Linked DNA regions of Mus musculus: region 2 is linked to region 1. Evidence: chromatin contacts called from ENCODE POLR2A ChIA-PET data. All regions are on one chromosome and are shown on one strand. Each heading gives the region's core, a stretch centred on a gene start or an enhancer-like site at or near the end of the contact. The rest is flanking DNA. Distances are from core to core; before and after follow the strand shown.

What was found. ChIA-PET counts read pairs that join two places held with the same protein, here RNA polymerase II (POLR2A).
Region 2: POLR2A ChIA-PET joins it to region 1 with 10 read pairs in embryonic stem cell. The contact joins the promoter of Ndufa6 here to the promoter of Wbp2nl in region 1. POLR2A ChIA-PET finds 5 or more read pairs at or near these places in 3 of 5 experiments (Patski and embryonic stem cell).

Annotation. Positions count from the first base shown.
Region 1 is chr15:82,296,452-82,301,203 of GRCm38, reverse strand. It overlaps Wbp2nl (WBP2 N-terminal like), which reads right to left and starts at 2,220. Exons shown (of 6, transcript NM_029066.1): 1 at 2,136-2,220. The coding sequence starts at 2,197.
Region 2 is chr15:82,351,202-82,355,895 of GRCm38, reverse strand. Ndufa6 (NADH:ubiquinone oxidoreductase subunit A6) reads left to right here and starts at 1,605. Exons shown (of 3, transcript NM_025987.3): 1 at 1,605-1,815. The coding sequence starts at 1,668.

The sequences.
Region 1 (4,752 bases), core at 971-3,470:
GAAGGTTGGAATTCAGAGAATCAATTTTTCTCCTGGTTTGTGACATCATCCAGTTTTACAACACAGCCAGGCCCATACGTTTATGACCTCTCAGCCATGATGACAAGTTCTCTACAAGCCAGGTATGGAGGGTGCATCTGTATTCCCAGTAGACTCAAATCATCACACCTGGCTTCAATGGAGCATTTTGGGCTTTTAGATTAGAAATGTTCAACATAGCTGGGCGTGGTGGCGCACGCCTTTAATCCCAGCACTCGGGAGGCAGAGGCAGGCGGATTTCTGAGTTTGAGGCCAGCTTGGTCTACAGAGTGAGTTCCAGGACAGCCAGGGCTATACAGAGAAACCCTGTCTCGAAAAACCAGAAAGAAAGAAAGAAAGAAAGAAAGAAAGAAAGAAAGAAAGAAAGAAAGAAAGAAAGAAAGAAAGAAAGAAAGAAAGAAAGAAAATGTTCAACATGTCCATGCTAAGGCAAGATAGAAACAAGACACTTCACCTCCAACTCGAAAATCACTAAATTATTGCTCATCACTGAAATATAGGCTTCCCCACCACCACCAACCTCTTTGTAACTTACTTCCTCTTTTATCAATACACTGGGGATGCTTCTCATTTGTCAATATCTATGTTATTATTACTCCCAACAGTTGGTGTTTCAGTGTGACTAAATACTTGTTCAACCCCAAATCTAAGGTGTTCTGGGATATTTTGCTGTCGTTGTCTAAGTACTACATTCACTGCGAGGCTAAGGCAGAATCACAAGTTCAGGGCCAGCCCTAGCCAAATAAATAAACAGCAAGACTTCGTTTCATCACATTCAAACTTACCACAATTGTAACTGAACTCCCAAATGTGTCTCATAACTATAAAGAAAACTAAAAATAGAATCAATTTTCCTCCTCTCAAACTCTTTCCTTACTGTCGTTTGTATCTGAGAAAGGTAGAGAACTGATTGTTCCTTGATGAAGAGACAGAGAAACCCTGTCTCAAAAAACCAAAAACCAAAACAAAACAAAACAAAACAAAAAACAGCAAGAGAAGTTGATGCATAGCATATAACTTCAAATCCAAGTCCAGGCGTTCCCATGGGCACTGAAAATGATTTTGAGCAAATTATTTCTCATATGCCTACCTGTGAAATGAGGGAAACGGCTCACTGCAGACAGTGCAGTTATCAAGACAAAGAATCCTTGCTATGCTTAGCTATTCAGTGAAAATGATCGGTACGTATTCAAGAGCACAGATTCTAAAAATTTAAAGGAACAACGACAAGAACAAAAAACCGGGACTTTTCTTCTTTGAGACAGAGTCTTTCTACAATATAGCTCTGGCTGTCCTGGAACTCGCTTTGTAGATCAGGCTGGTCTCGAACTGACCTCAAGAGTTCTATTTAAGCACATCATTGAATGAGTCTCACAGCTAAGTGAGAAATAAAAGGAAATCAGCAGAGCGAGGGCAGAATCCAGAAGAGGCGGAGACAGAGGGTAAGGAAAGTGGGTGAGGGGTAGATTAAAGGACATGTGTCAAAGTCACTAAGTTTGCCTAGAGGTGGGCTTCTCCTGACAGAGAAGCCCCAGCACCATGAGCGACTGGAAATGCCATGTCTTCCTCGGTCCCCCCTAATTTTGTTCCCAGTCTTTTCAGTAAAGGTGACAATATCCTAGGTTGAAGCAACCAAGAAAAGGCACTTCCGGGGGTGGGTGGGTGGAGGAAGGCTTGTGACAATTCTGGATTAGTTACCTACACTCCACATCCTAGCCCTTCTTCCAACTCGCCTACCCCTTTGTTCCTGGTGGCCTGAGGCGCACCCAGGGCCCTCAGGGTGACTGTCACCCTCTTAAAGTCGTAAAGTCGCACACAGCCACTGGAAGCTGTCCAGCAATGCAAGGGCTGGCACACTCTTCACACAATCCTCGCTCAAGCCTTTCCTCTGAGGATGCCCGCGCCCCTCGCACCCGCGCACGCGCCTAGCCACAGGCTCTTGGACTTGGCCGCTGGCGCATGCGTTCAAACGTCAGGGGCGGAGCTCCGAGGAAAGGGCGGGAAAGCCCTCGATTCGCAGAGGGCTTTCTAGCGCACATATCTACCCTGAGCATCTCCTCCCTCCTTGACAGCAGCCTGAAAGTCCCCTCAGGCACCTTTCACCATGAGGGATGGCGGCCCAACGGCGGTCCACTGTATGGTTCTGGTTCACTGCCATCTTGCTCTAGGTCTCCTCCCGCCGCCGCCTCCGCCGCCGCCAGCTCTTCAAATGGAAAGGGGCGGGGCCTGCAAGGCAGTGGGCGGGTCCCTGAGGAGAGGGCGGAGATTATGGCGCAGAAACCCTGGAGTTGAGTGGGCAGCTGTCACAAGAGGAGCTGTCACAAGTCAGAGGAGGAGAGCCTGGGTGAGGAAAAGGGGCGTGTTCGTGGAGCTGGCTTTACCCCTAGAACGGGGAGGGTCTGAAGGATGGGTGACTAGCCTCTGTCATGTTAGGCCTACAACCAGCCTTGGTCCTGCTAGGAGCTAGTGGTTTAAAAAGTAGCCATTAACCCAAAATCTTAGTCCAGATTAACCCCCAAACCAACTCAGGGTGAGGGTCTACATTTTCTCCACTCTTATAAGACCAGAGCTTCCTTCCATCAAAGAGGGCTTAGGACAGAACCAATGGTCTTGGGAGAGAACATCCAAAAAGATGAGCTAGGTCAGGAAGTGGACAGTGAATTTCAACCTTCAGTGGGTCCAATTCTTGGATGCATTTGTAGGTGTCCCACTCAATCTATTACTCAAGATATTCTAGAGTGTTATTGTGTCAGTGAAGAAATGAAAATTGTCAAATAATAGATATATTATCATTGTAAGACATGTGCTGATTTCAGATTTTTGTTTTGTTTTGTTGTTTTTGTTTTTGTAAATAGGGTCTCTCTATGTATCCCTAACTGTTCTGGAACTCACTATGTAGACCAGGCTGGTCTCAAATTCACAGAGATCCTCCTGCCTCTGCCTCCCAAGTGCTGGGTTTAAAGGCATGGGCCACCACACCTAGCACAGATAATTTTTTACATACAAGACTTACTAGAATTAAGACTCAAACTTACGGATGGGAGAGATGGCTCAGTGGCTAAGAGCACTGTCTGCTCTTCCAGAAGTCCTGAGTTCAAATCCCAGTAAGCACATGGTGGTTCACAACCATCTGTAATGAGATCTGATGCCCTCTTCTGGTGTGTCTGAAGACAGACAGCTACAATGTACTTACATATAATAATTTTTTTTTTTTTTTTGGTTTTTTCGAGACAGGGTTTCTCTGTATAGCCCTGGCTGTCCTGGAACTCACTTTGTAGACCAGGCTGGCCTCGAACTCAGAAATCCGCCTGCCTCTGCCTCCCGAGTGCTGGGATTAAAGGTATGCGCCACCACACCCGGCCTATAATAAATAAATCTTTAAAAAAAAGAAAAAAGAAAAAAAGAAAAGAAAAGAAAATTTAATAGAAATAGTATACAGCGGCAAACATCTTGATCTAGCCACTCCTGTCATGGTCAATAAAACCTTGAGCAAGATGATTGTGTTCTTTGGACTTGACCTTCCACACTTGAATGTTAGTGTATAGGCTTATTGTGGCTGTGATGGTTGATGTCCACCAAACAGCTGTGTCTCTCACGTGTCACTTCCCTTCCTCTGTGTGTGTTGTGTTACCATTGGTTGATATCTTCATTTTACCTGCTCGGTTTCAAGAGCCTCTTGATTCATCTTCCATTGTGGCTCCTCCAAGCTATTTCTCTCCATTCATTTATACCTTAGGTTCACCTCACAGAAAGTCAAGTGTTGCAGGGTATTTGATCACACTGTGAACCCCAAGATTTGTGTTATTTACTGGAAAACCTACTTCTAGTTGTGGTGTGGCTCAGCCCTAGCTCACGCCTTTGATCCAAGAGCTTTCTATTTATTATAAACCATAGGTCAAGAGGTGGTGCAACCAACGAGTTGCGGGGAGGGAACAAAGGGAAAAGTGAGTAAGAGAGAGTTGGGGGGGATGGATAGAGAGATGCACAGGAAGTAGAAGGGAGGGCATTCCGTTGGAGGTGTTGGGGAGACAGTGGAGAAAGAGAGCTTTTCTTTGGGGATGCTAGCTGAGGAGGAAGATAAGGTGCTGCTTCCTCTGCCTCTCTGAGCTAGTAGGCTTTCCCCCTTCCTCTGTCTGAGACATCTGGCTCCTGAGTCCTTATGGACAAAATTGAATGTTTGAGATTTTGTTTAAAAAAAAAAAAAAAGTCAAGGTCCCAAATAATTGCTTAAAGTTCACATTAAAATTTAGGGACCAACAAGCAGATGAGAGTTGTGTCATTTACTAAACTACAAATGAGGGGAAGGGTCGTCCTAAATTCAAGAAAAATACCACTTTGTGTAGATAGATGAGTAGTATATATGTACACTTTGTGTGTTTGGCTGTGCAGGCCTGTGTGCACGTGAAGAAGCCAGAAGAGGGTGTCACGTATCCTATCGCTCTCCCCTTTCCTCAAGAAAGAATATTTCATTGAACCTGGAAGCAGACTGGTTGACCAGCAAGCACCAGGAAAGCATGGGACCTTACCTGGTCTGCTTTTAACTTTTTATTGAGTCTTTGTGAATTTCATGCACCCCAATGTCACACATCTCCTCCCTTCATAACCACCCTCTGCCCTTGCAACCTTCCTCCCACCAAAAGAAAACAACACATACATTTTTTAAATATATTATATTGTTAAATATAAATTGAATATAAAATATTCATATTTTAT
Region 2 (4,694 bases), core at 356-2,855, 55 kb before region 1:
AACTAAATTTTTTAAATAATTTATCTGTATGTGCGTGTGTGTGTGTGTGTGTGTGTGTGTGTGTTCATGTGTGTATGTGTATAGGGACCACATTATGCAGGTGCTTAATAGAGGCTAGAAAAAAGGTTACTGGGCCCCTTAGAGCTAGTTATGGTAGTTGTGAATCATCCAACATGGGTCTATAAAGAAAGTCCCAGGTTAGCCAGGTTTCAAAAAGGAGGGGAGAGAATAAAAGAAAAAAACAAAAATCAATAATGTGGTGGTTTGGGCCCCATAAGTTCATGTGTTTGAATGCTAGGTCCCTAGTTAGTGGAACTGTTTTGGGAAGGACTAGGAGGTGTGGCCTTGTTGGAGTATGTGGCCCTTGTTGAAGATGTGTCACTAGAAGTGACTAGAGGCCGGCCCAGTCTTTCTCTATTGTAAGACCTCAGCTGCTGCTTCAAGGCCACTCATGCCTGCCTGCTGCCATGCTCTCCTCCATGAGAGTTTAAATGCTGTGTGCTGAGCATATCTGTGTGCATTGTACTTTGACTGGAAGTACTGTTTGTTCAAATCACCACAAAAATATCCATAAAAGCATGGTGCACTTACTATATTAGAATGTCGTTAGGCAGCAATTCTTCAGCTTTTATTTATATAGCAGCGAATATATATAGATATATACCATAGAGTATAGATATAGATTAGATACAGAGGTAGATATAGCTTCCATGGTTTGGGATGTAAAATCCCTAGTCTAAAATGGAAATGATTAGGCTAGGTGAAGTAGCACTAAGGAGACTGAAGCAGGGGAAATGTGGAGTGCAAGGTCAAATGTAACTGCGGGGCTGGAGAGATGCCTCAGTGAGTGCTTAAGCACTCTAACTGCTCTGCCAAAGGACCTGGGCTCAATTCCCAGCTCCACAAAGCAAATCATAACCGTCGGTCCCAGAGGAATCCATAGCCTTCTTTTGGCCTCCATGGACTCCAAAAAGCACACGTGGCGCACACCTATACAAACATCCAAAACACCCACACACATTTATTTACAAAAAGGCAACCGCAAGTGCTGTGGGCACAAACCTGCAGAGGCAGAGAAATCACTGCAAGCTCTGAGGCCAGCCTGGCTGGTCTACGTAAGTGAGTTCCAGGCCAGGCGCAGTGAGACGACAACTCAAAACAATGGCATGAAGTAAGTAAACAAACGGGGCTGAGAAACGCCAAAAAGCTCAAGCCAGAGGCGCTTTTGCGATCGACACCATGTCTACAAGAAAACGGTTTTCCGGAAGCACATACACAATATGCTCAGCAGTACGCACTGTTGCTGCGGAAAGACTGCCATTGCCGCCTGGCACCGTTATCTATGCCCGAGGTCTTCTCCTCCGAGCCTGCCAACCACGGCGCCTGGCTGAAGGAACAAACTTTTGGTAAGAGCAGACAGAGCGCCTCACCGCTGCCTGAAGCCTCGACGCTGCGCCTCCTGGTGGTTCCTCAGCGCCGCCGTTGAACGAGCCAACCCCGGATCGGTGTTTCCGCGGTAGAGCATGCGCATTGCAGAGCCCGAGGCTTCCAGCCAATCAGAGAGCCCTAGTCCAGTCAGTCCTTCCCTCTGCACTGCAGGAGGCACGGCAGCGAGTCCCGTGGCACCGCGCGTGCGCACGCTGAAGGGGCGGGGCTTCCTCGGCAAGATGGCGGCCGCGGCCACCGGCCTGCGCCAAGCTGCTGCTGCGGCAGCCAGTACCTCGGTGAAGCCCATTTTCAGTCGCGACCTGAACGAGGCCAAGCGGAGGGTGCGCGAGCTCTACCGCGCTTGGTATCGGGAGGTGCCGAACACCGGTGAGAGGCAGGGGTGCATTCGGGGCGCCGGAGGCACCTGCCCAAGGTCTCTCGGCCGAGCTGAGGTCACGTAGTGGGACAGAAACGAGCCCTGGGCTTCGGGGGAAGGGGGTCACCCGAGCCAGAGTGCCCCACACCGGGACAGGGCTTCCGAGCGCCCCAGTTGCTTTGGTGGCCTTTGTTCCTTATTTCTTATGGAGCCCCTGGGAGGGGCGTCCGCGGTCCTGAGCTAGCCCCGGGTGCTTCTTGAACCCAGCTTTACAGTTCCAGAGAAGGTTCTAGATGCCCATTCGATTTTGTAACTAAAGTGGCGAAGGGCTTTAGCAGTTATCTGTTACTTAGTCTGGAGAACAAACTGCATCACGAGAGGGAAACGACTTGACGAAGGTCACCCAGTAGCTGCCTGCTGCCCTTTGAAGCCTCCAGACGAAATGGCCCCTCAGAGCTCCCCAGCTTTGCTCACTAGATCAGCTTGCCCCAGAATTTTGAAGTCTAACCCCCTTCTGCTGCAAAACACGCCTTTTCCCGTAGGTGGGAGAATCTAGTCTGTTCACCTGAGTGGCGAGTGTGAATCTGCAATCTTGGTTGTCTCCCTCAATGCTGCCACTGTAGTGGATTTTAAAAGGGGGTTAGCGAGAGTTCAAATGTCCTACATATGTCAGGGACATCTTTTGTTGTTGAGTAGACATGTATTTAACTTGAGCTGATCTGAGGGGAAAGGCGTTTTCCAATGAGTAACAACAGCTCCACAGCACGCCTCAGCACTGCTTGAGAGGCAGCCACACTGTCCTCAGTTTCGACCTTTATTAGCTGTGTGACCTTGGGTAAGATTTTTCACCGGTATTTGCTCATCTGTGAAATGGCCATAATACTGTCTTCTTCCGGGAGTTACTGTATTAAATAGGTTACTTAAGTAACTGATATAAAACTCGGGGGAGGCACTGATGGGAGAAGATTCCTCTTAGTTATTAGAACACAGACTGGAGAAAAAACAAAACAAAAAAACCATGCCCACCTCAGGCTGGAGTTTACCTGACAGTAGTTATAATACTGCACCCTTCAGTCTCTGGGCCTGATGCTTCACAAATACTAAGATTCTGAGTGACGGGTTCTGTCTCAACTTAAACTTGTCTCAGTTTGTCATTGTACAGTTCTTTCCTGAAATCCCTGTGTGCGCACTGACCTTGGTGACAGCTCTCTCAGAACCTAGCCTAGTGTTCACCATTTCTGCAATCACTGAATTGGAGTATAACAAAAGATTCAAACCTGATTTAGACACAGCATGATTTTGTCTGTGTTTTTGTGACTTTTTGTTGTTTTGTTTTTCTGAGACAGCGTCTCACATTGTAGCCTTGGCTGGCCTGGAACTTGCTACGTAAACCAGGCAGGCCTTGAACTCAAAGAGCCATCTGCCTCTGTGCTACCACACCGGGCTTGGTTTTGTTTTTGGGTGTTGTGTTTTGGTTTGGTTTGTTGTTTTTTGTTTTTTTGAGACAGGGTTTTTCTGTATAGCCCTGGCTGTCCTGGAACTCACTTTGTAGACCAGGCTAGCCTCGAACTCAGAAATCCGCCTGCCTCTGCCTCCCGAGTGCTGAGATTAAAGGCGTGCGCCACCATGCCCAGCACTGTTTTTGTTTTTGTTAAGGTTTTGCCTCAATTCTGGGATTAAAGGCATCTGCCACCATGGTTGGCTGATTGCAGTTTTATAGATCAGAGTGGACATGTCACAAGAATGGCCAGTGCACAAGGTATCTTCACTAAATGAATATACTGACCTCTGTAGCCAGAATGTTTAACACCTAGTGATCCTTTTGTATCCTTGGTGTCCTCAGCAAATCTGCCGAAGGCTGAGTGTCAGGGGATGGGTGACTAAAGCCTGCTTTTCTCTTTTGAAACAAGATCTTGCTGTGGATTCATAGCACCATACACAGCCACGGCAAACCTCCAGCCTGTAGGCTGGGTTTACAGTCCTGTTACCACTAAGTCCAGTTTACAACCTAATCTCCAAAGGACACCCATGTAGCACATTAAGTTCAGTCACCTGAGTTTGTGCCACTGTTTAGCCACTGACTTAATAGATTGGTGAATACTGTGACTTTTTAAATGTATTTTATTACTTTTTAAAGTTGTGTGTGTGTGTGTGTGTGTGTGTGTGTGTGTGTGTGTGTGTGTGTGTGTGTGTGTATGGGAGGGTGCAGGTAAATCCCAAGTGTCCGCAGAGGTCAGAGGCATGGGTGGGTCCCTGGAGCTGGAGTTACAGGGTTTTTGAGTTGCCTGACATGGTTGCTGGGGATTGGAAAGGCGATGCTGAGCCACCTCTCAGCCTCCTCCCTTTTTAAGGGAAGAGAAGTTTATTGTGTTCGGTTTCAGTCCCTTATCTGGGGGTGGTGGTGCAGGGTGGTGTGACTCATGGCTCCACAGTGGCAGCCTTGTATCTTGTTTGCAGTCATAGGTGACTGTCCCACTCTCAGTTAAGGCTTAGAGTCATGTCCTTCCCCAGGTTGTCTGATGGTTTGATTACAGCCTTCCCTCCCTGTGCAAACTCTTGGCAGTACCCCTTAGCTCCCAAATTCATATAGTACTTAACACCTACACATTATTTTACAGAGATTTCAACTCTGGTGCCTTTATTCTTGCTGGTTATTCCATATAAAAATAATATGGTAGTATATTTTATATCCCATATAAAAACAATATTCCTCAGTGATGGAGCCCTTGCCTAACATGTGCAAGGCCCTAGATTCTGCCTCAGCCTGCTCCGCCCATACACAAAAAGCAAGGTAGGTACACAGCCTCTCCAGAAGCCCACTCAAGAGCACTGAGATCCAGGTTGGGCAGTTTAGTAAGGCATGTATCCAGGCTAGGGTTGGGCTATGCGG